Regions from separate parts of the Homo sapiens genome. Here regions 1 and 2 are each linked to region 3. Evidence: chromatin loops called from intact Hi-C (ENCODE). Cell type or tissue: A673. All regions are shown on one strand.

Evidence for each region. A loop is a pair of places that touch in the nucleus more often than their neighbours do. Peaks named below come from ENCODE experiments on the same cell type or tissue, not always from the same donor. Only the 100,000 strongest peaks of a DNase experiment are listed, where the experiment ranks them.
Region 1: a loop joins it to region 3, with 13 times the contacts of the local background. A loop is called at or near these places in 23 of 110 quality-filtered maps.
Region 2: a loop joins it to region 3, with 4 times the contacts of the local background. A loop is called at or near these places in 22 of 110 quality-filtered maps.

Annotation. Positions count from the first base shown.
Region 1 is chr9:36,992,734-37,000,733 of GRCh38, forward strand. All of the region lies in intron 5 of PAX5 (paired box 5), which reads right to left. Among named protein-coding and RNA genes, the nearest start is that of PAX5, 38 kb to the right of the region's middle. RefSeq lists enhancers at 918-967, 2,278-2,437, 2,468-2,527, 2,578-2,647, 3,358-3,517 and 4 more. In A673, CTCF peaks have their summits at 3,276 (motif pointing right) and 7,395; DNase peaks (open chromatin) are centred at 408, 3,318 and 4,878; H3K27ac peaks cover 335 bases.
Region 2 is chr9:36,976,932-36,984,931 of GRCh38, forward strand. All of the region lies in intron 5 of PAX5 (paired box 5), which reads right to left. Among named protein-coding and RNA genes, the nearest start is that of PAX5, 53 kb to the right of the region's middle. RefSeq lists an enhancer at 3,497-3,996. In A673, a CTCF peak has its summit at 3,428 (motif pointing right); a DNase peak (open chromatin) is centred at 3,420.
Region 3 is chr9:37,325,455-37,333,454 of GRCh38, forward strand. ZCCHC7 (zinc finger CCHC-type containing 7) reads left to right here. Exons shown (of 9, transcript NM_032226.3): 6 at 2,345-2,380. Among named protein-coding and RNA genes, the nearest start is that of LINC01627, 65 kb to the right of the region's middle. In A673, a CTCF peak has its summit at 4,340; DNase peaks (open chromatin) are centred at 547 and 4,337; H3K27ac peaks cover 3,321 bases.

The DNA of each region.
Region 1 (8,000 bases), 330 kb before region 3:
CACCTTTCTTTTAACTGAAACCACTTAATTGCTCACCTTATCTATATGAGTGATAAGTAGGCAAGTTCAGACTTTGCAGCAGCCTGAAGCAGAAATTTTCAAAGTGTAGTCCAGGGAGCCCTGCCAGGGTTGGAAGAAGGGGTCCCCAAGATACTTTCAGGTGATCTGTGAGGACAAAATTATTTTCATTGTTTTTTTATTTTACTTTAAGTTCTGGGATACACGTGCAGAATGTGCAGGTTTGTTACACAGGTATACATGTGCCATAGTGGTTTGCTGCACCTGTTATTTTCATATTAATGCTAATGTGTGATTTGTCTTCTTCACTCTCATTCTCTCACGAGTCTACAGTGGAGGTTTTCAGAAGCTGTAAGATGTGTTCCATCACAACGGAGTGAATACAGCAGCAGCTATGAGAGTCCAGCTGTTTTCTATTAAGCCAGACACTAAAGGGATCTGCAGAACTGTAAGCCAATGCCATTCATACTAAATTTTGGGTTTGGAAGATTCGGTTCTTTCTTATTTCAAAAATATTATTTATGTTACTTGTTTGTTACTGTTATTTTTAATAAATAAATATTTTAAACTTTCATCCATTTTAATTAACCCTCATAAACTAAAGCTCCTTGAAGTCCTTGATAATTTTTAAGAGTTTAAAGGGACCCAGGACCAAACATTTGAGAACTGCTGCCCTACAATAATGCCAAGAGGACTTGAGATGGAACCAGGAGAAACTCAAAATTTTGGTGCCAGAAAAAAACCTCAGCAATTCATTGATCTCCTGTTTTAGATGGAAAAACTGAGGCCCAGACAGAGAAAGGGACAGGAAGAAGGGACACAGCAGGGGCAGGGGTTTGAAGCCTTGTAAATTCTCTGACCCACAGGCTATGCAGCCAGGGATTAAACCATATTCCCAAGCCAGAGAGAAAGGACTGTGGGATTCTCTTCCCCATGGGGCAGCAGGGCATGCAGGGTGGAGAAAGCCAAGGCCATTTCACCTCAAGTTCCAGACCGCCTTGGCAGGGGACTGCCCACAGCAGATGAGACTATATCCCCCTCCATCGGCCCCACCACTCTTTTACTGGTTGGCCCCCAAACTGATTCCCTGAACTGAGATCCCCACATGGCAGCACCCTGCCCTCTCCCATACCCCCAGGGCTCTCCCGAACACCAGTACACCACCCCATGGGAAAAGGAACTGGGGGTAAGAGGAGGGGGAGGGGCTGGGGCAAACCAGGTGCACAAACAGAGAGGGTGGGGGTTCAGCGGCGTTGGCTCTCACGGGGGCTCTCGCTCACTGAATCAAAGTGAAACTTGGGGACCCAGGAGCGAGGAGGAACCGAAACCTGAGCCCCCACCCGTGGGACAGGCCCTGGGCACTAGGGAAAGGCCCCAGGAGCCCCTCCAATTGGCCACCTGGCCTCAGATGCCCTGCGTTACCACAGAGGCCTCCAGCAGTTGTCTATCTGGGTCTCAGCTGAGGTGCCCACAGCTACAAGATCAGGACAGAGATCACAGGGGAGAGTGGCCCGCCAGGCAGGGAGATGGAAACCAGGTCCTCACCATCTCTGCCACTAACTGCCCCCTGCATACCCTTGGGCCAAGCCTGCGCCCTCTGTGCCTGGACTACCCTACCTGCAGGGTATAGAGCACATGACCTGCCAAGGAGTGTGGCTGCTTGGCCACTGCCCTAAGTTCTTGCCTCCGCTACCCTACCCACCTCTGGCCTGTAAGCCTGACTACCCACTTCCCTGACCACACACATACACGCACGCACACTCGGCCCCACCGGCCAGTTCCAGGATCTGCCTCCCATTAGCTTCAGCTGCCACAGGCAGAGACTGAGCCAAACTGGTTTCTTTAGAGTTCATGCTAAGACTCCAGAAGCTCAAAGACCTTCAGGCCAAGGAAAACAGAGCACAAGTGCCGAGAGCAACTTGAGCGGGGAGCGCATGAGAACTCGGGCCCAGCAGCCCCAGATGACTGTTGCCTTGTGGGTTGCCAGGCTGCCAGCTGCCCCAGGGTTGCCAGATCTGATTTTTCTTCCCCAAAGAAGCCAGGCATCCATCCATACATGAAATTTCCTGATTTTGCAATGTTGGTAACTAATTCAAAATCATCATCAATACAGGGCAAGCCAAGGAAAGCATGGCTACCAGGCTGCCAATTCCCCCCTGGGTTCTACGTGATGCCCCCACCACGACCACACCCCAGCAGAACCTTGGTCCTGACTCCTTCCTAGACAAAAAGAGAACTCAGGTAACAACCCACCTCTCTACATGAGGGGACATGTAGACACCTCTCTACATCCAGGGGACAGCACACAGAGGGCCAGGGAGGGGACCTGCCCTTGGAAAGCCCCAGCAGAGGCCAAGACAAAATGGTGGTAACCTCCTTCCTGCCCCCAAAGCCACACTGGGAAAAGGAGATGGAGAGGCTGCCTGTTCACCCATACTCCACACTGGACCCTAAAGAATCCTTGGGTCTCAGCCAGTTGTGAAGGACCAATGACCCAACACTGGAAATCCCCACAGGGGAGTGGGCTGGTTCCAGAAAGCCAGGCCAGGTCCAGGCTCAAGGACAGCATTCCAGGTGGCAGGCCCTGAGTGGGCAATGGCCTGGAGACGGGAAGCTGAGCCAACACACAGGGACTGGAGGCACAGGAGGAATGAGCAGGAGGAAAGGGAGGCCCGCGAGAGAAGGGCAGGGCTTCTCTCAAGAACTGAGGTCAGTGCGGGGGGACGTGTGGGCAGCACCCCATGGGGAGATAAGACTGATGGGGCTGGCTGTCAACAGTGGGGATGGCGGACGGCCCTGTGAGAATGGAGGAAAGGAGGGAGAGGAAAACTGAATTTATCACATCGAAAGGCAAGGGATGCCAAGGATTTTCCACAGAGCCATCCTCTCTCTCTAGGTTTTGGGGGTTTTGCTGTGTGATCTGGGCAGACCGCCTCTCTTCTCTGAGCCTGTTTTCCCATGCGAATGACGGAGCGGGGCGTCTCAGGTGCTCTCCAAGGCCCTTCCAGCTCCCATGGGGGAGTCTCGAGGTCCAGGCTGGTGGCCCCAACAACCCCTCAGACGCCCAGCCCTCCCAGGCCCAGGGTGCTACCCTCTGCCCCCACCCTGGAGGCCTCCACCCCCCTGTGCTCCCTGTGCCTCTCTTCAGGGAAAACTGGGGCCTGACCCTTTTCTTCTGCCATGAAGCAGGCTGGGAGACTCAGCTTCCTAAAGGCAAAGGAGGAGGAAAGTGAGTGGCCCTTCATTCTGCAGCCGACACCTGGGGGCACTGTTGTTCAGCCTGGATGCCCCGGGCTCCCGGCTGCAGGCAATCGGCTTCTTCAGTACTATGGAATCGCTCCGTGGCTCCACAGCTCCAAACAGGAAGGTGGTGGTGGGCGAACCAGCCAGTTCCAGCTGCCAACAGGACCGTGGCTAAAGCCTGCTGCCCTCTGCCATGACGGGCCTCACGTCCTCAAACATAGGCCTCTCCGTGGCCATCTACTCAGCATTGACTACAGCCAGGCCCTGGGGCCACGCCCTTGGCAGCTGTCACTTCACTTCATTTTATTCTCACTGTAACCCACAAGGCTTGCGTCAACTCTATTCGCCAGATAACAAAATGGAGGTGCAGAGAGATTAAGTAACTCGCTACAAGAAGTCCTCAAACCATTTCATCCCTGCCCATGAGCCTGTGCCTTTGACTCAACACCTTATTTGGGGCTCTCCAGGGATCAGAGATCTGTGAACTCTCAATCCCACAGGGGCTGCCTATTACTCCTGACTCAGGAATCCTGAGCTTTTCCACATACCCATCCCTTCTGGGAGCTCTGAGAGGGCTCTCCCCACTTCCTGCTTCTGTTTTCTGCCCTCATCCCGGGAGCAGCAGACAGCATCTATGCATCCAGGGAAGGAAAAGGGTCCTAGGAGAGAAAAGACCAGGACCTGCCCATGTCAGAGGGGCCCAGGGCCCCAGCACGGTCTGTGAGCTTCTGAAGCCCCTTCCCTCTGGCCATAGCTCCCGTGGAGGTCTGCTGGGCAGGGCTGAGGGGGCGTCCAGCCTGAAAGAGACAGGGGAAGAGGGGATTTGGGGAGAGAGAGAGATAGCAAGAGAGAAAGGAAATTGAATGAGTGAATGAGTGTGAGAGAAAGAGAAGAAGGAGAGGGAGAGAGAGAGTGTGTGTGTGAGAGAGAGTATGTACGAAAAAGAAAGCTAGTGAGAGCTAGACCGGGAGACAGAAACAGACACAGAGGAAGGTTCAATAAACAGGAAATAAAGCCAAATAACACAGAATGAGATGCACCCCCAAAGACATGGGGAGAGACACAAAAACAGACAGGAGACAGGCATCCCCAAAAAGGAAGTCATAATGGGAGCACCTGGCTAAATGCCCCCCAACAAACCTCCCCATGAGAGTCTCATCAGACTTGGCATCTTCTGGAAAGGACAGGCCACCTCTGAACCCTGGCTGCCCTTCCTGTGCCCTCCTTAGAAGGTAGTCCAGAGCCCAGAAGGCTGGAAACTCACTTGCAACGTACCCCTACTGCCCAAAAAGAAACCTCTGGCCCCCACAGTCCACACTGGCTGGACAGGTCAGCTTTCTAAACTGGTGAAAGGGATTCGCACTCCGCTGACCTCAGTGTGTTCAGGGCCTTTCAAACTCAGGGCCCTGTGAGTTATTGTGAGGGGGACAGGGAGGGGACCTAAGTGGGGAGAGCGGCGGAAGGAGGTCTCACTAGAGATCAAAAGCCCAGGAAGGAACCCAGGGTCTGAGGCTGCCCTTTCACCCATGGCCGCTATTCACAGCCCTGCCTGCTTTGCCAAGTCTCTCCCTGCCACCACCTCCTCTGGGCCTTCCGGAGAGGGAGGTGCTGACTCAGCCTCCATTCCCCTCACCCAGCAGGATTCCTGAGCCATGCCACAGCTTCCTCGACGAAAGCTCTCAGTTCAAACCAACCAAGAGACAAAGCGACATCTCATAACTGGGTGGCACCCCAGCCTGACCCTCAGAGCCATCCCGCAGGCCTCCCAGGCATCCGTGTGAACCGGGGCTGTGCCGAGAGGCTGCGCTGGGGATAGAAATGATTTGTGGCCCCTGCCCTGTCAAGTCCACATGAGTGGCAGCCTCAGGGTCAGGCAGCAGAAGGGAAAGACAAGTGGGTAGATGCACTTGCAGACACAGTACTGGCACAGAAGCATTGGCCACCCAGGCTAGAACAGGCCTGCCTCAAAAGTCACAGAGTCCGAACCAGAATGTCATCCTTGACTCTTCTGCTCCTCATTTGTCCAGCGCCTGCTCACACCTCTGATGATGGAGAGCTCACTACCTTTCTAAGATAAAGCTTCCATTCTTGGCCCAGCCTGGCTGCTTCTGAAAGCCATATGTTGCATTCAGCCATAATCTGCCTCCTGCAGCTTCCTTTAACCAGCCCCAGCTCTTCCTCCAGAGGCCACAGAGATCTTACCTGCTGCTGAAGAACAGTTCATCTGAGACTTGGACATAGTGGCCATATACCCGAGTCTGGTCTTGGAGGCAGGCATCCTAGGAAGAACTCTAGAATCTCTATACTGAAAGGGCCCTTCGCCAATCCACTGGCCTAACAATATTCTAGTTAGTTTGTTTGTCTTTGCTCCAGAACTCTACTCGGAGCTTTCTATGGAAGCCCAAAATACCAAACAAAAGCACCCTTGACTGAGGATAGTAGAGGTCCCTCCACTCACCCTCGTTACTAATTGTGAACCCTCTAAAGGAATGTGACTGATCCACTCTACCAAGGAGCACTTACTGAGCACCTACTATGTGCCAAGCACTTGTATTAGAGCTGTGTTGTCCAATACAGCAGCCGCTAGTCCTATGTAGCTACTGTGCACTTGAAATGTGGCCAGTACAATCGAGGAGCTAATTTTTTTATTTGATTTGATTTTAATTTTAATTTTAAAATAGAAGCAGTGTAAAATATTTGTCCCACTAAACACAGCTTTATTGTTTTGGTAGGACTACATCTAACTTTAACTGTCAAACGTTTCGCATCCAAATTGAGATGTACTACATGTGTAAAATACACACCAGATTTCAAAAACTTGGCAGCAAAAATAAGAGAAAATATAGCATCAAATTTTTTATATGCTGACATGTTGAAATGATGATATTTGGGGTATACTGGATTAAATAAAATATATTATTAAAATTAATTCCACTTGTTTCTTTTTACTCTTTTTAATGTAGTTACTAGATCATTTAAAATTACACGTGGCTTGCATTCTGCTTCTGTTGGATAGTGCAGGGCTAGTCACTGTCATGTTATCTTTTTACCTGAAACACTCAGCAGAGTGAATGTTTCTTGAGCATCTGAGACACATAGCTCAAAACTATCTCCCTAAATGCTTCTAGACTAAATGTTCGAAAGCCTCCGTCAAAGTCTAAGCCACCCACATCTCTCTACCTCTCTCCCTTTCCAAATCCTGCCGTGCTGGTCCTCTCCCTGCACATGCTCACCAGAGTCCCAGACTTGGCACAATCTCTCTTGCCTTTGATTGGAATGCCCTCTCCTCCCTTTACCCAGCTCTCAAATGCCACCTCCTATGAGGAGCCCCCAAGATCCTTTTGGTCAAAACTGGCCCTCCCTGCCTTACTCTTTCCCCCAGTGTCACCTCACCCACTGCCCTCCTCATCAGAGGAATTTCAGCTTGCCAGTCTTGCTCGCCACCTTACCCTCTGTGGTTGGATCCTATCACCCGTTCACCTCTGCAAGATCTGGGCAGGAGGGTGGCCCCAGGAAATGCCCTCAGAGCAAAACTCAAGTCTAAGCTGGGGATGACTGTGAACTAGGCAGCAGAGTAAGCAACTCCACCTTGCAAAGCCTCAGTCACCTCATCCGAAAAATGGGCAAGGACCCTCAGCTGTCTTCCTCTTAGCTCTCCATTGCCTCTCTTACCCCATGATTCTTCTCTCAGGCTGCTGATGGTACCGCACTGGAGGCCAGAACCCTCACAAATCCATGGTTTGCAGCTGCCATGGGCCAGCCGGCCAGTGTGCCTGAAATATCCCTGTTTCCCCAGTGGCTGCTTCTTACTTTCTCTGCTCTCCTCCAACCTCTGGCCTTCAGGTCTCACTTCTCTCTCCGCATCCAACCTGCTAATCATGCCCTTCTGATTGAAACTCTTCCCCATACTGGCCCCAGGCTCTGCCCAGCCCCAGACTGCTCCGCCTCCAAAGCGCATCTCTGAAAGGGCTGAGGGACAACAGGTAGCTGGAAAATACCAGGGAACTGAGGCCTCAGGAGCACTCCAGCTCCTCCTGACTCCCCAGTCCATACCAGCTGTATGGCTGTGTAGCCTCCATCCCCTCCCCTAGTAAAACGGAAGTGACAGTCTCTGCCTCTTTACCTCCCCCTAGGGCCACTGCAGGAATCCAGAGAGATACAGAGAGAGGATGGGAAACATCAGAAGGGGGCACTTATGCAATACCCCCGACAGACACTTCCCTGGTGTGAGCCCGGCCATTGCTGCCCACCCCTGGGATCAAACGTGCATACTCTCAGTGGTGTGGGGTAGGAGTTAGGGGGAGGCTCTGGTTGATTGGGTTTGTCCCCCACTCTTTCCACTCCTATAAGCTTCCAGGACCATCAAGTCATTCTCCCTTCTACCACAGACCACTGACTGGACTGCCCCCTAAGTCTTCCTGAGGATCAGGACTCTACCATATATATCAGAACTGGAAAGATTTCAAAGATCACCCAGGCCAGGAACAGTGGCTCATGCCTGTAATCCCAACACTTTGGGAGGCCTAGGCAGGCACATCACTTGAAGTCAGGAGTCCAGGATGAGCCTGGGCAACATATCAAAACACCGTGTCTATTTATTAAGAAAAAAATTTTAATTAAAAAGTAAAAAAGATCATCCAATACCACATCTGATTCTTGATACTCTGTTGGCAGCCCAACAAGTGGCCACTTAGTCTCTGCTTACATATCCCCAGAGATAGGGCACTCATTACCTCCCG
Region 2 (8,000 bases), 350 kb before region 3:
CTGCCTCAAGCCTCCTGGATCCGTTGATCCCTGAGCTACATACTGGGTATCTGGCCCTGCCCTTCCCACCAGAGCTAGAGAGAGCTTCAAGTCTTAGCCCCGTCCCCTACTGGAGGATGAAGACAAGTGAATAATTGCAATGTAGTGCGATAAGTGCTAGGAGCCTGAGAAGCAGACACAGCCCTGGGAGCCTAATGCAAGTGGCCAGACCCTATTCAGAGCTCACTCTGCGAGACACTGTTCTAAGCACCTTCCCTATTGGATCCTCACAAAAACCCTAAGATGTCAAGTCTGTTATTGCTTCCTCCCATTTTACAGATGAGGAAACTGAGGCAGGGGGTTAAATAACTTGCCTAGTCACAAGATCTAAAGATTGGGGGGGTGGGGGGAGGGAAGAAAAAAAAGAGTAACTTGCCCAAGATCACACAGCTAAGAAGTGGAGAAGCTAGGGTCCGAACTCAAGCAGTCTGGTTCCAGAGTCTGCTCCTAGCCCTACACTAACTCACTCCACTTAATCCAGACTAGGGGCAAGTGTAGCCCAAGAAAGGCCCCCTGTAGCCCGAGTCTTTTTTTGTTTGTTTTTTTTGGGGTTTTTTTGTTTTGTTTTGTTTTTGTGAGATGGAGTCTCACCCTGTCATCCAGGCTGGGGTGTGCAATGGCACCATCTTGGTTCACTGCAACCTCCACCTCCCAGGTTCAAGCGATTCTCCTGCCTCAGCCTCTCAAGTAGCTGGGACTACAGGTATGCACCACCACACCCGGCTAATTTTTTGTATTTTAAGTTGAGAAGGGGTTTCACCATGTTGGCCAGGCTGGCCTCCCAAAGTGCTGGGATTACAGGCATGAACCACCATGTCCAGCCTTACCCTAAGTCTTAAGGATGGAGTTAGCCAAAGAAATGCCCAGGGAAGAGGAATTGCATTCCAACCAGAGGGAACAGCATCTGCAACAGCCTGGAGGCACAGAAAGCATGGTGCAGGGGAACGGCTATAATTCAGCATGATTAGAATTCAGGAGTTGGAGGAGGGGAAAGGGAGTGAAGTGTGAGAGGCTCTTCCCTCTCTGTCGAGCTGTTCAGCATCACTATCCATTATCCAGAACCTAATATACACTCTGATATACAAACAGTGCAAATACATTATTGAAGCTCTCATGGTGTTGGTATGAAGAGATGGGATTTCTCTGTGCTAAAATGAATCAAGATGACCTGAAACAAGAGGCAGAAAGGAAGTAATACCTGGTGCATTGCCACAGGGCAAGTCTGTTCTCTCTAATCCATACTGTCCAAGTCCATTACCTCATACAGTAGTCCCTAATTACTCCACCTTACAGAGGGATATGCACACTAATTAGAAAGGATGTTAACCGCCATAGTGAAAATATTCTGAAGCAAATGAAATATTACTAGGAGCAAAAGGGTGATTTGTTTCTGTGAATTGTGCTTTTAAATGAGATCAAAGAATGTGAAAGGCTTCATTTTAATTATACCTGGAAGGACCTGGAAGGGATGCATACATCCCTTTTATGGCCTTCATGCACACAGCAGTCTCTCTCCCATCCCCCACTGCACAGAAATAAATAAATAAATAAATAAAAGGGTTTAAAAATCATATTTACTCTGATATCTTTGCATTACCCCTATTTGAGTTTTTAAATTACTGTCTGTATTTTTTCCCAAGGACGATATAACTAAAAAGAAGGTTCGTATTTGAAGTGTATCTATCTGATCATTGCACAAATGTTTTCAGGAGAAATCACTAAATTTCTCCAAGATGGGTATGGGTTTTGTCATAGATCAAAGTGAGAGGGAGGAAAAAAAAGATAAATCATCAGAGATCCAAAAATACTTTTCATTTGGAGAAGATATCAGGCCATTTCGATGGGGCTGATGGAGTCCCTGTTCTGTCTCCATTACCCGCAGCAGGCAGCCCCAGCCAGGAGCCAACTACCAAGATTATATTCCCCATAAGATGGTCCCCGATATCTATATATATATATGATCTTCAACCTCTATTGATTGACCAATTTCACAAGCAAAGACTGGTGAAATGAAGCTGAAATGAACATCATGCTTTAACTCATTGAACCTATCAGGCCTGAGTTAATCTCACTGTCCACTGTCTCTGATAGAATTCAATTGATCAATCATGTTTCGGTGATAGTACCATTTCACTGGCTTATTGCTTCTTCATTTCAGAGCTTGACCTGTTAGATGTACTCGGACTGGCTCGACTCCTCTTGGATACACAGAGATCAGCCTCTGTCTGCCAACGTGTGTCATCTCCTGTCCCAGTTGAAAAGAACTCAAGAGGCTTTTGTGTATGTCTGTGGTGTGTTTTTCCACCAAACACACACACAGGAATGGTGGATTTATGAGGGTGTGGAACTGAACAAGCACAAATTATAAGAAGGGCTCTTCATTATTCATGGAAGCACAATTATTTCCCTTTTATGTAGTTAAATTGACGTGTTTGGGCTCTGTACCTTATAGGGGCATATTCTTGTATTACACTGGCAAGTGTGCATGCCTAGACATCTGAAAAGGATAACAGCGACAAAATGATAACAATCGCACCCCTCAAATACATATTCCTGTGGCATATGAAACATTCATCAGCTTATCTGATTCTCCTGATAATCTCAGGAGATGGGCAGGAGATTACGATTCCCATTTTGCAGATGAGAAAATGGGCTCAGAGACGGAAAGTGGCCTGCCCAGGGTCACACAGCAGAGTTATCAGGCCAGGTGAGACTGAGAGCCCTGGTGTCTCACCTCCTCAGTGCCTTGTACCCCAGTGAGGCCAATCTCCAGGCAATTTCAGAATTACCAAGCCATTTTGGACAAATCACTTTGTCCCCAGCTCATTGGATGAAAGAAACATCCCCAAAATTCAAATCAGAGAATTCTGGAGCTTGGAGTGGATTCCAAGCCTGTCTACAGCTCCTTGTGCAGCTTGGAAACTGAGGCCCAGAAGGCAATAAACTGTTGCCCCAAATCACCAGGATACTCAGCAGCCTAACAGAGACTTGAACTTGGGTCCCAGGTTCTCAGGTCAAGACTTTTTCCACTTTCTCTCAATGCCTCCCTAATTTATGTCAAAACAATGAACTCCTATCGACAGAGAAGACTTCATTCCCTACTGTCAACATGGCCCAATGCACTGCTATGGTTCCTTCGTGGCATTTAATTTAATTTTCCCAACTCCAAGCCAAGACTATGCTTAGGGAAATCAGGAAAGCGGCTTGCACCGGTGGCTGCCTGAGGGAGGTGGCTCTTGGAGGCACAAGGCTGAGCCCAGCATGAGAGTCTCTGGAGGAGGCCAGGGCAATGACAGTCTGCAAATAAGCTTTGCATCTGCTCAGAGCTGGCAGAGTCTGCAAACACACTAATGGACTTCCCTCTGCCTGTGGGGAGTTGGGGAGAAGCCATAAATAAAGCAGGTGCCTCTGGGGGGAGCCATTGCCGAAGCCAGAGACAGGGCTGGGGATTAGGAGCTGGTTAAGGGTTGGGGGAGGGGCTTTGGGCCACCCACTGCACCGCATTGCACTGCCTCCCAGACAAAATGACAACCCACTTACCAGCAGCCCCAATCCCCACATCCCAGATTCCCCAGTCTCTGTTCCAGTCAGTCCCTTGTCTGATGATATCAATACATTCACAATTCCAGACACAGAAGGGTTGGGGGAGGAGGGTCATACAGTCTAATCTGGCCACAGTGTAGAGACCCTGTTGGAGGGAGATGAGACTGAGGCCCAGGGTCGAGTGGGAGCCCTCAGCCAGGACAGAGCTAACAGTGGGAATGGCTATCCAGAGAAGGGGGCAGGTTCGGGAGGTGATTAGGAGAGAAGGTATGCTGGAGTGAGTGACTCACTGGAGGTAGGGGAGAAAATGCACCTCTGAAGTTCCCTGTTGGAGGTTCTAGGCTGCTGTCTACTCCCACTCTGAGCAAAACCCACAGCCCCTCACAGCTTACTAGGCTTTACTGGTACTTAACTGGGTACCCCCCCAGCAATCCCACCTTTCTGACCTCGTTTCCTCCCACTCTTTCCCCGCTTATTCTGCTCCTGCCACACTCGCCTCCATAGGGTTCCACAGTCATGCCAAGCTCACCGGCCTTGGGGTCTTTGCACTTGCTGTTCCCTCTCTCCGGAAACTTCCTCCCCCAGATATCTGCCTGGCTCACTCCTCCCTCCATTAAGGCCTCTGCTCAAACGTCAGCTCATCAGTAGGACCACCCTCCAAAAACAGCAAAGCCCCCCCCCCCTCAGCCCTGCTTCATTCCCTGTCTCCTCACCTAGCTTTGTTTTCCTCCAGAGCATAGAACAGCATGCTGCTTATTTTCCTTATTTAGTTATTGTCTTTCTTCCTTAGAACGTCACTCATGTGGGCAAACATTTTTGTCTGTCTTGTTCATTGCTGTGTCCCCAGCAACTAGGACAATACCTAGCACACATAGCAGGCACACAATAAATACTTGTAGAGTGAATTTCACTGAAACTGGCAAAAAAAAAAAAACAAAAAACAGGTACAAAGGAGAAGGGAGACAGCTGCTCCGGTGTGACCTCCTACTGGGAAATAGTGGCCACACCCTCCCAGGGGACATCTGATGCTCCCCTTCCATGCCTTGCCTAAGGGAAAACAAAGGGGTCCCTAGGGAAAATCCCTGAGGGAAAACAGTGGGGTCTCCCAGGCCTTACCTACCTCTGAGACCACAGTGCCCGACACCACATCAGGAGCCAGTAAATGGATGAATGACACCCCAGGGAAGAGGCTCTGCCTTGGAAGTGTTTAAGTGACAAAAGTGGTGGAGCACAGAGAGCAAGCTCTGGCTCTGCCACTTGCCAGCTGTGTGATCTTACACTTCTCTCAACACATCTGTGCAATGGGGTCAATAAATCATGCCAGGCCTACAGCACTGGTCAGAGCAAACAAGCTGCTGGATTCCAAGTGAGAGAGTGCTGTCTGCACAGTGAGCACCTCCTAAGAGTCAATAAGGACTGAGAGTGAGGACAAGAAAACAGAAGCCATTTGCTAAATTAAAAAGAACAAGGGATGGACCCTGTGGCTCCCCACTGTAATCCCAGCACTTTGGGAGGCCGAGGCAGATGGATCACCTGAGGTCAGGAGTTCAAGAACAGCCTGGCCAACATGGCAAAACCCCACCTCTAGTAAAAATACAAAAATCAGCTAGGTGTGGTGGCACACACCTGTAGGCCCAGCTACTGGGTGGCTGAGGCAGGAGAATCGCTTGAACCCAGGAAGCAGAGGTTGCAGTGAGCCAAGATCATGCCACTGCACTCCGGCCTGGGCCACAGAGCAAGATTTCATCTCAAAAAAAATAAAAAAATAAAAATAAATAAATAAAAAATAAAAAGAACAAGATGTGTACAAAGAGGGGTACCTGGCTAAGGTGAATCCCTTGGTTCCAGCATTCATTGATCTGTTGCTGGTGCTCTGGTCCCAAGCATAGCCCTGCCAGGGAACCCAGTCTCAGCCCTCAGGGAGCCCATACTCTGTCAAGGAGAGAAGGCCTGGAGATGGACTTACAGTCCAAGCTTGTGAAAGTATCCTAAGAGAGCCCTCAACTGCAGGCAATGAAAGTCTAGAGACAGAAAGAACCTGTCCAGTGCAGGAGGATGGGGGGTCCTTCTCCTGGAAGGAGAAGGTGGCATCTGAGCCAGGATTTGGATTTGGGGGCATGAAGGAAGAGGCAAGGGGCATCCCAGACAAGGATAAGATGTGGGTGGGGCTATGCTCACTGACTGAGGCCCCTGGGAGCTTAGCACCCATGGAGCGGGGTCACGTAGCTTTCACACCTCCACATCTAAATCAGGCTATGCTTCTGTGTCTCCGGGTCAGGTTTTGCACACAATGGGTGCACAATACCTGCAGATTTTGCTTTTTCACAGACTCCACAGAACTTCCCAAAAGAAAGATACCCTAGAGAGAAACCCATTCATTCCAGTGGTTGTCGGTAAGCATGATCAGATCAGAGGAGATTTGGGAAATCTATGAATTATTACTAATATTGTTATGGGGGAGGAAGTATGGCATTTAATGGATGGGGCCAGGGATGCTACCCAGCACAGTTCAGCACGGTAAATAATTGGCCTGCATCTCACACATCTTTGGAATGACCCATCACACACTGAAGTTGGTGAAAACTCTTTATAGATAGGTGAGCCATGAACATAACTCTGTGTTTCCGACATACACAGAGATTTGGTGTTTTCATTTACACTAACTTTTCCAAGAATACAACCAACATATACATTGAGGGAAGATTACGCTTTGCTTTGGTTGGAATTTTATCAGGACATGTTCATAATTTCAGAAAATCAGTTCACTGATGGCAACACCGCCAGAGATATTTATATTGCCAAAAAACACAGCTGTCCACATTTATAGCTGCTGCATTCATGGAGATTCTACGCCTAAGTGCAAGCAACTAACTACTTTATTATGTCTTCTGGTGTAGTCATGTCTGAGCATTTACATAATGAAAATATATCATTTTATTATGATTTTACTTTTCTTTCCCCTTTTTGTTACAATTGGGGCATTAAATCTATTTTTTAAATTATGTGTATGAGTGGATTCTATTTCCTCTAAATTTCATTTTAGGATAGCAAAGGAAGCGCTACAAAATACTTGTTTTAAAGAGGAAACATTGGATTGATATGATTTTTTTTCACCACATTCAGCTAATTTTTGTATTTTTTGTAGAGATGGGGTTTCACCATGTTGCCCAGGCTGGTCTTGAACTCCTCAGCTCAAGGGATCCACCCCTCTCGGCCTCCCAAAGTGCTAGGATTACAGGCATGAGCCACCTTGCCCAGCTGGGGTTACACAATTTAAAATCACTATATATGATTCCAAGGCGCCTCCAGTTCTACCCTTCAAGACTATCCCATATTAGGGACTATCTTCCTAATTTGTCTTGCTAAAAAGGGTATAGCTCTAGAGAGAAAGAGTTCTCCAGACCACCTTTGAGGGACAGAAAGACAAGTACCAAAAACAACTGTGAAATAAATGTACTTCCTTGATCATGAATAGTAAAAGCTTGTTCCTAACAGACAAGACCTGGATTCCCTCTGCCCTTTTTAGAAAACCGTTTCCCAAATATAAGATTCCAGCTAGGACTGAGCCAAGGAGTCCCAGCTTCCTACAGCAGCTTCTCCTCCCTGCTGGAGCCTTCTCTCAGCTGTCTATACCTAGGTCAAGAGGGATAGGCCAGGGAGAGAAAAATCACCTTGAAAAATCAGTGCTCCTCCTGCCCTGAAAACATGCAGAATGCACGTTGGAGCTCCAAGAGCAAGGCAGGTGGGACTAAGACTGGGGTGAGGTGTAGGGCAAGGAAGGGGTGTTATGGGGGTTATATGCTGCCTCTGCCAACTAGTAGAGCAGTTATATGCACAGGCTCTGAAAACAGAGTGCTTGGGTTTGAATCCCAGCCTTGTGACTTACTGGCTTTGTGGCCCTGGATTGGTTATTGAACCTCTCTTTTTTTTTTTTTTTTTTTTTTGAGATGGAGTTTCGCTCTTGTCACCCAGGCTGGAGTGCAGTGGCACAATCTCGGCTCACTGCAACCTCCACCTCCCAGGTTCAAGCGATTCTCCTGTCTCAGCCTCCTGAGTAGCTGGGATTACAGGTGCACACAACCACGCCAGGCTAATTTTTTGTATTTTTAGTAGAGGTTTTTTGTATTTTTAGGGGTTTCATCATGTTGGCCAGGCTGTTCTCGAACTCCTGACCTCAGGTGATCTGCCCACCTCAGCCTCCCAAAGTGCTGGGATTATAGGCATGAGCCACCGCACCCAGCCTCATTTTTTCCAACAGCCAAAGGAAAACAGTATTGGTACATACACACTCACCACACTCGCCTATCACAAAGTGAGTGCTTCACTCTCACCATCAGCCTTGTACAGCTGAGGGTAGAGGGCAATTTTTTCCCAGTGGTCACACTATAAAGCCAAAGAGAGCTGGGCTGGGAGCAGGG
Region 3 (8,000 bases):
AAATTACTTTATTTTATGCAATAGGTATATAATTTTCCATGCAATAGATACATACATTTGGGTGCCATGGCATTCTATTTGATAAGAAGAAAAATACGTGCAACGACTAGGGAATGGTAAAAAGAAGTTGAAGCCATAATAAGCAAAAAGAAAAATTAGGGTTTTAAAAATTCATTGATGATACATAGATATAAATAAAGATGTGTGCCTTATATTGACACCTAGTTTGAAATGAAAAATATTTGTTTACTTTTTAACCTCAAATATAAATAAGTATTACAAAAAATAGCAAAATGAAACTATGCATGAGAATGTTGAGTAAAAATACTTATGAGACAGTCAAGTAGGAGTTTTTAAAAATTACAATACTATTGTCTAATAAATGAAAAGAAGTTTCATGTCTCTCACTACTAATTTTCTATATTGGGCATCATCTTCATGTACAGAGCAATCAGATGATTGTTCAAAAACCAAGTAATTCTTTCTTTTATTACTAAATTGCTGCAACACAAGAAAAGGTCACATGGTAGAGTGGCATTCTGCCAGTGTATGACAACTCAGTGATTGCGATTTTTCAACCGTATTATTCTGAGGACACTGTGGTAATCAAGAACTATCCATAACTAATGTATAAATAACTGCTTGCTTATTTCTACAATAATCCAACTCAAATTATATATACACAGCAAAAAGCTTATGATAGAAGGTAGGAAATGAATATTTAAGGATATATTGTACATTAGATATTTGTGTGTATACATGTTTATAAAAATAGATATTTCTTGTATATATTCTTAAGAACTTTTGTAACAAAGTTTGTGGCTACATTTGGTAACTAACATGATCTTTGCCTTATGAATCAACCTTTTACTTTTTAAAAATAGTTGTCTTTTCATCAGTGTTGTTCATCCAGAAATGACTGGATATAATAAGTGGGTTTTTTTAGTAAGACACTTTAGTTTCCAGGAATTTGATATTAAAACTGGAAAGCTGACCACTAAACAGTCTTTCCTATAGAAAGCTGTGTAGACTGCTTTCTATAGGAGCAGTCTACACAGCTTTCTATAGGAAATTACACAGGAAAGTTAAAATGCGTAAAGGATAAAATTTTTCAGCATAGATATGTTTCAGCATAGTTGAAACATATCTACTTTTTTGTCTAATCACTTATGGTGGTATAATCAGTAGAGGTATTGGCATTCAAATGTTTCTTAAATTATTATCATAGCCATGATATTTTCAGATTGTATGAATTACCTTTGTTAGTCTTATCAATACTTTGAAAAATAAATGAAAGAGGAATGACAAATCAAGTAAAGAGTTGTTTCAAACTAGGTATCAAAAATTACAAAGATTTCAGAAAGTCTTACTCTAATTTTAGGCATGCATCTATAAACAAAAGCTATAAATTTCCATTCGCTTTTAAGAATCACCATTTCCTTTGCTTGGTGTTTTAATTTATTCCAACCATTTATATAGTTACAAACAACACACTTTTTGCTCCTGAGAAGATGGTAAACTGATCAACTATACATAAGCAGCTTGGTTAGAAAAAGTGTCCTTAACAAGGTCATAATTTAGGCATAAGAAGATTTATATATGTGTTCGTAAGAAAATATATTCTAATCACTGTTTTTGTTGTTCCTGCTATTGTTTATATTTGCTTGTTTGGTTGGTTCTTTTGTTGTTACCTATTCTAGTTTCAATTAGTATATCTTTTACAAGATTATCGACGTTTTGGGGATTTTTAAAGTTGTTTTTGCTACAGATGTGGATATGGAAAGATTAGACAGTTTGGACTTTAGTTTCTTGCAGTCGTTTTTGTTCTTGTTGTTTTTAATTCTCTTTCTTATAGAGTATTAAAAGTTAGCACCAAGTGATTCCGTAAAAGATGCCAACAGCTATCACAAATATGTAATAACAGTGAAGTCTTCTTAAAGCAGTTACTATTAAATTGTTTTCCATCTTACTACCAAAGTTCAAAATGCTGTTTTAAAAGGTGTACTTGGTGAGTTTTATTGATTTTGACCACTGCTGTTCATTTATCAGTTTAACTGAGTTATGGCTCTTTATCACATCTTAGTGCCCAAAACTTGTAACCTGAAAAGAAAAAGAGAGAAAACTTTGTTACTGGCTTTCTGACAATGGCGGGGAGTGTGTTAAACCAGTGTAAAATTCAATTAAACTGTCTAGCCAGGTTTTTGAAGCTGAAATGCAGACCCTTTCTGTTAAGCTTCTTATTTTCCTGTGACCGACACCGGTGGATGCTGGGTTATGCCAAAACCAACAGGCTGTAAAGTACCTTGTTTCATGCTCCCAGCTGATCAATATTTTTATTTTCCAGGCTTGCACAGAAATCTGGAGGCAGTATCACCTAACGGTGAGTAGAAACACCTTTTTTATTTTCCCCAAGACCTAGCCTATTTACCCTTCTCTGAACTGCTGACCATAAAATATAGACAAGCATCTTCTGCTGGAAGATAATAAACATCTGAAGAGTTTTTGTACGGAGAAAGCAATAATACACTTTTTCTCTTTTCCACTGCCCCCTACCCTATCTTCCTGTTCTTAAAAGAATTTGATTTTTTTATTACTCACATCATTTAATGATTACATCATGGTATCTCTTAGTCTTCCAGACTATATTCATTAAATTAAAGGGAAAAAGTATACTGGGAGCCTTAAAGAGTAATAATCCAGTGTCTTTAAAATGTTGTATTATCCACAGTCCACAAGCATTCAGTCCACAGTATCTTCAGTTGCTTTTACTAAAACAGTTACTGATATTTTTCAATGAACCTAGAAAAAGCTTAGTGTATATTTCATATAGAATAATTCAACTGTCATATCCTTAAGCCCTTCTTGACTTATTCAAAATGTATAAATATCTGCTTAATACCATTCAAGTTATTCAATTCCTAGTTTCCTTTTATTGTGATTTTAGGCTAAGTAGAAGCAGAAAATACAGTTTGCTAGAGAATCTAATTGACTGGTGCTCAATATTATGAAGTTAGTTTACTTTTAATGTTCAGCTTAAATCATTTCAGTAATTCACCATAGCCCTACTACTCACTTCTTTTACTGTATTAAATATGTTGTGCTAAGCAACAGACCATTATTCTTTTAATTATTACAGTTATATAACATAATATATATTAATTAAAAGTTGTTAAACATTGTTTCTTAAGGTTTAGCATAGTTAAAAGTTTTGTTTACACAAAGACAGGTTGTAAAAATACAAAGGGCAAAGTTCTTTCAAAACATGACTTCTTATCATTCTCCTTAGAGAAATAAAAAGTAAACCAACAAGTAGACTCAAACTACCTGTCTGTCTGTCACAGGCCCAAGAGGCCATAAATTATATAAGGTGGTTTGTTTTCACATTTTGTGATTACCATTTAATTTTTTTAAAGATTTTCAGTAGAAAGCTGTAACTCCTCAACTATTCCTCAAATCTCAAATTAGGATTTGTTAAAAACTTAAGTGTTATACCCAAAAATATATACATACCCATGTATGTTACACATATATATTACAAATGTAATTCATCTGAATACATTGTTTGTGCTTATGTAGCAGTTTTTTTATCCTATCATAATATAGTGAAATCATTACAGCCTAAACTTAATTAGAATCTAATTATATGTTATACTTTTCAAGATGACAGAGCTACTCTTTGTAACTGTATAAAGTAATATCCTTATAGATTTGACATTGCATTTATTTTAGCTTTTCCCCTAATTTAAACAATTCCAATCTTGAAGTGTAGGAAGTATGATTTTAAAGCTGCTCTTTTGATTATTTACACCTGTGTTCGTTTATATACCTATAGTTAAAGGGTAAAAATTTGTTTCAATGTAACAGAAATATTTGAAGGTTTGCTTAATATTTTAGCTGTTCAGAAACATAAATTTTAAAAAGAATCATTAGGAAAAAATAATACAAAATAAATTTACTTTTTAAGGAATTACAATATATTCTATTTATAGGTATAACAAATTCAATTTGAAAACTTTGTTTGTTCCAATCTGGAATCCTGGTTAATTTTTTAAAATAATATTGAAGTTGCCATCACAGTTTATAAATTATCAAGTTGAAATTAATAATGAGTTTACTATGCAAGTATAAATATAAAACTAGCATGTTTATGAACTTGTGCATATATCAGTGTCTCTAAAATAAAATAGTTAAGTAATTATTTAAATTATCAGTATATGGACAATATCCAAATGTATGCAATGAAGCAATATTCAGTCTTGAATAAAAACAAGATGCATGATGATTTTAGTCATCTTCAGCTCTTTTACTAGGCGATGGACTGCCATCTATTGACTCCTAGTAGCCCTCACACATGAATGTTGAGTCAATCAGCGCAGTGACCAAGTAATGAAGCCTCAGTTAGAATTGTTACTACTTATTCATTTAAACCAGTCTGCTTAAAACTCTGGAGCTTTCTACACTTAAGCATTGATTAATTACTTTTTCTAACCAAAATTGTCATATTTCTTACCCCAAATGATGGCAAAGATGATTAGTATCCAGTTTGGAGATGTTTATATTTGGGAGCTTTACAGTTGCTTTTATCTGCCTCCCAACTAGAGGGTCATTTACAGAACGACTTAAATTTTAACAGTAAATTAATGTTTATCCAGGAGTCGTTTTCTTTAAAAACCAAAAAAGTCTATAGGTTAAACAGAATATTGTTTCTCAAACACATAAGAAAGGTGGTGTAGTTGATTGTTACAAGTGGACTTTTGAAATATTCCAAATAAAAAATTCCTTAAAACACTTTCAGAACTAAGAAGAAAGTTATAGAAGTGTTCACTATTTTCAACAATTTCAAGAAAAATAAAATGAAATATCTTCAACAACCTGTATATGAATATAATAGCTTTTTAATCAGCTAGACTCGACTACATTAATAAAAGCTAAAGACCATCATTCTAAAGGGTTCATGCTAATAAAACTAAAAAGACTACATATACACAAACATCCATATTATAACAACCATCTGGTGACACCATCTTTCTATGTTTTAATGATTCTATAATTATATAATTTAATGTCTTTATCAATTTGGAGACCATGAAAAAAAGAAAAAAATATTGTTTTTACTTAACAAGTACATAATTTCCTCAAATAGTTAATATTTTTACCTCCTTCAAAAATGTTTAGAATGCTTTTAAATGTTTAATAATATAGCTAAAATATAACTTCTTGTATTTTCATTTCTGCTACATTTTCAGATTTTTGTAGAGCCTGACTTTTAATGTTCTTTTTCATCTTTCAAATAACTCATTCTAGATAAAAATTTCCCCCTTTATTCGAGAAAGAATGTCCCTTCCCCCACCCCCTGTCATTTCTACTCTCATTTATATTAAAAATCCTAGGCCAATATGGCCACCAACAGAGTTTTACAACCAACAGAATTTTTAACTAGTAGAGGCTATGATTTGACATGAGTTGGACATTTGGTTAATCTTGTTTTTAATCTACTTACTTTAAAAAGTAACCAGGAGTTTGCTATTTGAGGGCTGTATGTGTTAAGAATCGAAAAGGACAATGCATCTTTTATGTTTAATTTTGCATTTGATTTCTTTGTGTGCATTGTTAAAATGTATTTCAACCCTACTGCCTTTTATTTTAACTGAAGGTTTAAGCAGGAAGCAAATGTAACTGTTTTAGAAGAATTAAGCCTTAATTGTTTTTTTATATATAATGTTTTGAATGCCTAGAATTCACACTTCAAAAAATAGACTATTTGTTATCCGGGAAATGGGGAAGAGTAGAGAAATGAGTGTGCTTGACTTCCTTTCTGGCCTAAGAAAGGCTTATGGCCACAGTTTGTCAGGGTATATCTTATAAACCATAAGTAACAATATTACATTTCATTTTGCCACTTAGTTTTCTGTCCTTACCTGGAAATACCCATTTAGAAATGTATTTTTTGTGTTTTCACAGTTTGGAGTTTTATACTGAGTGAGAATGTTATTCTCTAAAGCATTCTATGCCATACTACAGAGTGGGTACCCCTAAATGTCAACAGATTTGGATTTAACTCTAGAACTATGTTTTACACTCCAGAAGGAAGGAATAAGAAGGTGGTTTTGGTTCTGAGACTATAGCTATGCAAAAGCCTTTATCCTGAGATTGTGATGTAAGATAGGATAGATAATTTTCTAATTGCCTAATGCTAATATGGAATGTTTTTCCTTTAAAATAACTTAAAATGTGAAATGAAGAGATTCAAAAAGTCAGCCAGAATCTTTTCTTTTCCTGGTTAATTGGATATATGTTGGGATTCCTAAATATCTTTCTGAGAGGTCCTTGGCTACATAAGCAGATCTGTAAAAACCATAATAACCCCATCCACACAGTAGATATCAAGTGATAGGTCTGTTTTTCTCTGTGTGCGCTTTGGTGTGTTTAAGAAAATAGAACTGGTTACATACTGTCTTGTAAAATGCTATCTAAACACCATTTTTATTGGTACCATTTTTGAGGCCTAGCACATAGGTTTTCATAAGCTAATACATTATAAGTTCATTTTGGAAGCTTTTGTTTTGGTAGTTCAACTTACTTTGCCTACTTCCTCAAGAACCAGAAATACTCTTGTATAAATTATAGTTTTTTTCCTCTGTATCTGGTATTGCTGTTTTAATGTTTTGATTGATCAGGTGTTGCTATTGAGACATTACATCTCTGCCAAATTGTCAGAGGTTTAGTTTTCATTTAAAATGCCCTTAGTACTAAAATACTACTGAGGTGAACGTGATTGTGCTCTGATCATTCAGAAGGCACATGACTCTTTTGTAGTGCTTCAGAGCCATCTTTCCATTATAGTACTATAAAATAAATCAGACTGGTTTATCTTTTGAGTTACTTGGTGTTTGAATAACAAGATTTTTTTTTTGAATAAGCATTGATGACTTGTAATAGTCCATCTCTGATAACAGAGATGGAAAATACATTTGGAGAATGACTAAAATTTTTAAAGATTTTTCAAATGCAAAATTTATATGAATAGTTTTATGTTATTTAAATACTTATCTTGTTCTTAAAGAATTTGCTGTTAAAATTATCATCATAATTTTTACTTCAGTCTTCTCATATTTTGAGTTTAGTAGGAATGATAATTACTACATTTACAGAGTAAGTCAACTGATTTTTTTTTTTAATCTTTATTTCACTGGCATGTGGAACCACATTTTGCCAGAACTTATCATTGGAAAATGCAATTTCAAAGCAAATGAAACCTGGAATTATCAATCTCAATAAATGAGATTCTTTTAAAAATAAATAAAATTTGCTAAATCATCAAAAAGCAATTTTCTAAAGCTACTGTAAAGGAAAGGGGGAAAAATGAATGTTGTGAATTATAAATGCATGTTATTTTTCCTCACATAACATTTCCTCAGATATTTAGAAATTGTATGTATGCATATTTATTTGTGAATGGAGTTAGAATAAGATCATTTAGATTTGGGTGTAATTTTTATTTATTGGAGCACTTGTGAGAACCTTAGTATTTTCTTCTTTACAAAGAAATACTGAAGTGTTCACTCCTTCAATTCTGAAGTTACTTGATTCTCAGTATTTTAATGCAAATACTAATTTGGTTTAAATGGGAAATCAATATGGCATATTTTGCATAGTTTTTTCCTTGCATTAATATATTTAGATAATATCAAGTACTTTATGATGGTAATCCTAATGTAGATTTAAGTGTTTCAGATAATGAAGCAATGAGAAGTATGCAGCCTTCACTCAATTTAGGAAAGATTTATCATAAATGTTTTGGCATAGAAGCAGCTGTGCTTTTGCCATCTTCTAAATATCTTTAATGACCTACTCACTAGTCATCATGAATTTGGCTCATATTTTTAGATATTAGATGTTCAATAATCAAATAATTGAATCTGAAGTTCTACTATAAATAGTGACTTCCTTTCTTTATTTGACGGAAAAAGTCCCTGTGCTTTTTATTCCTGCCCCTAGTG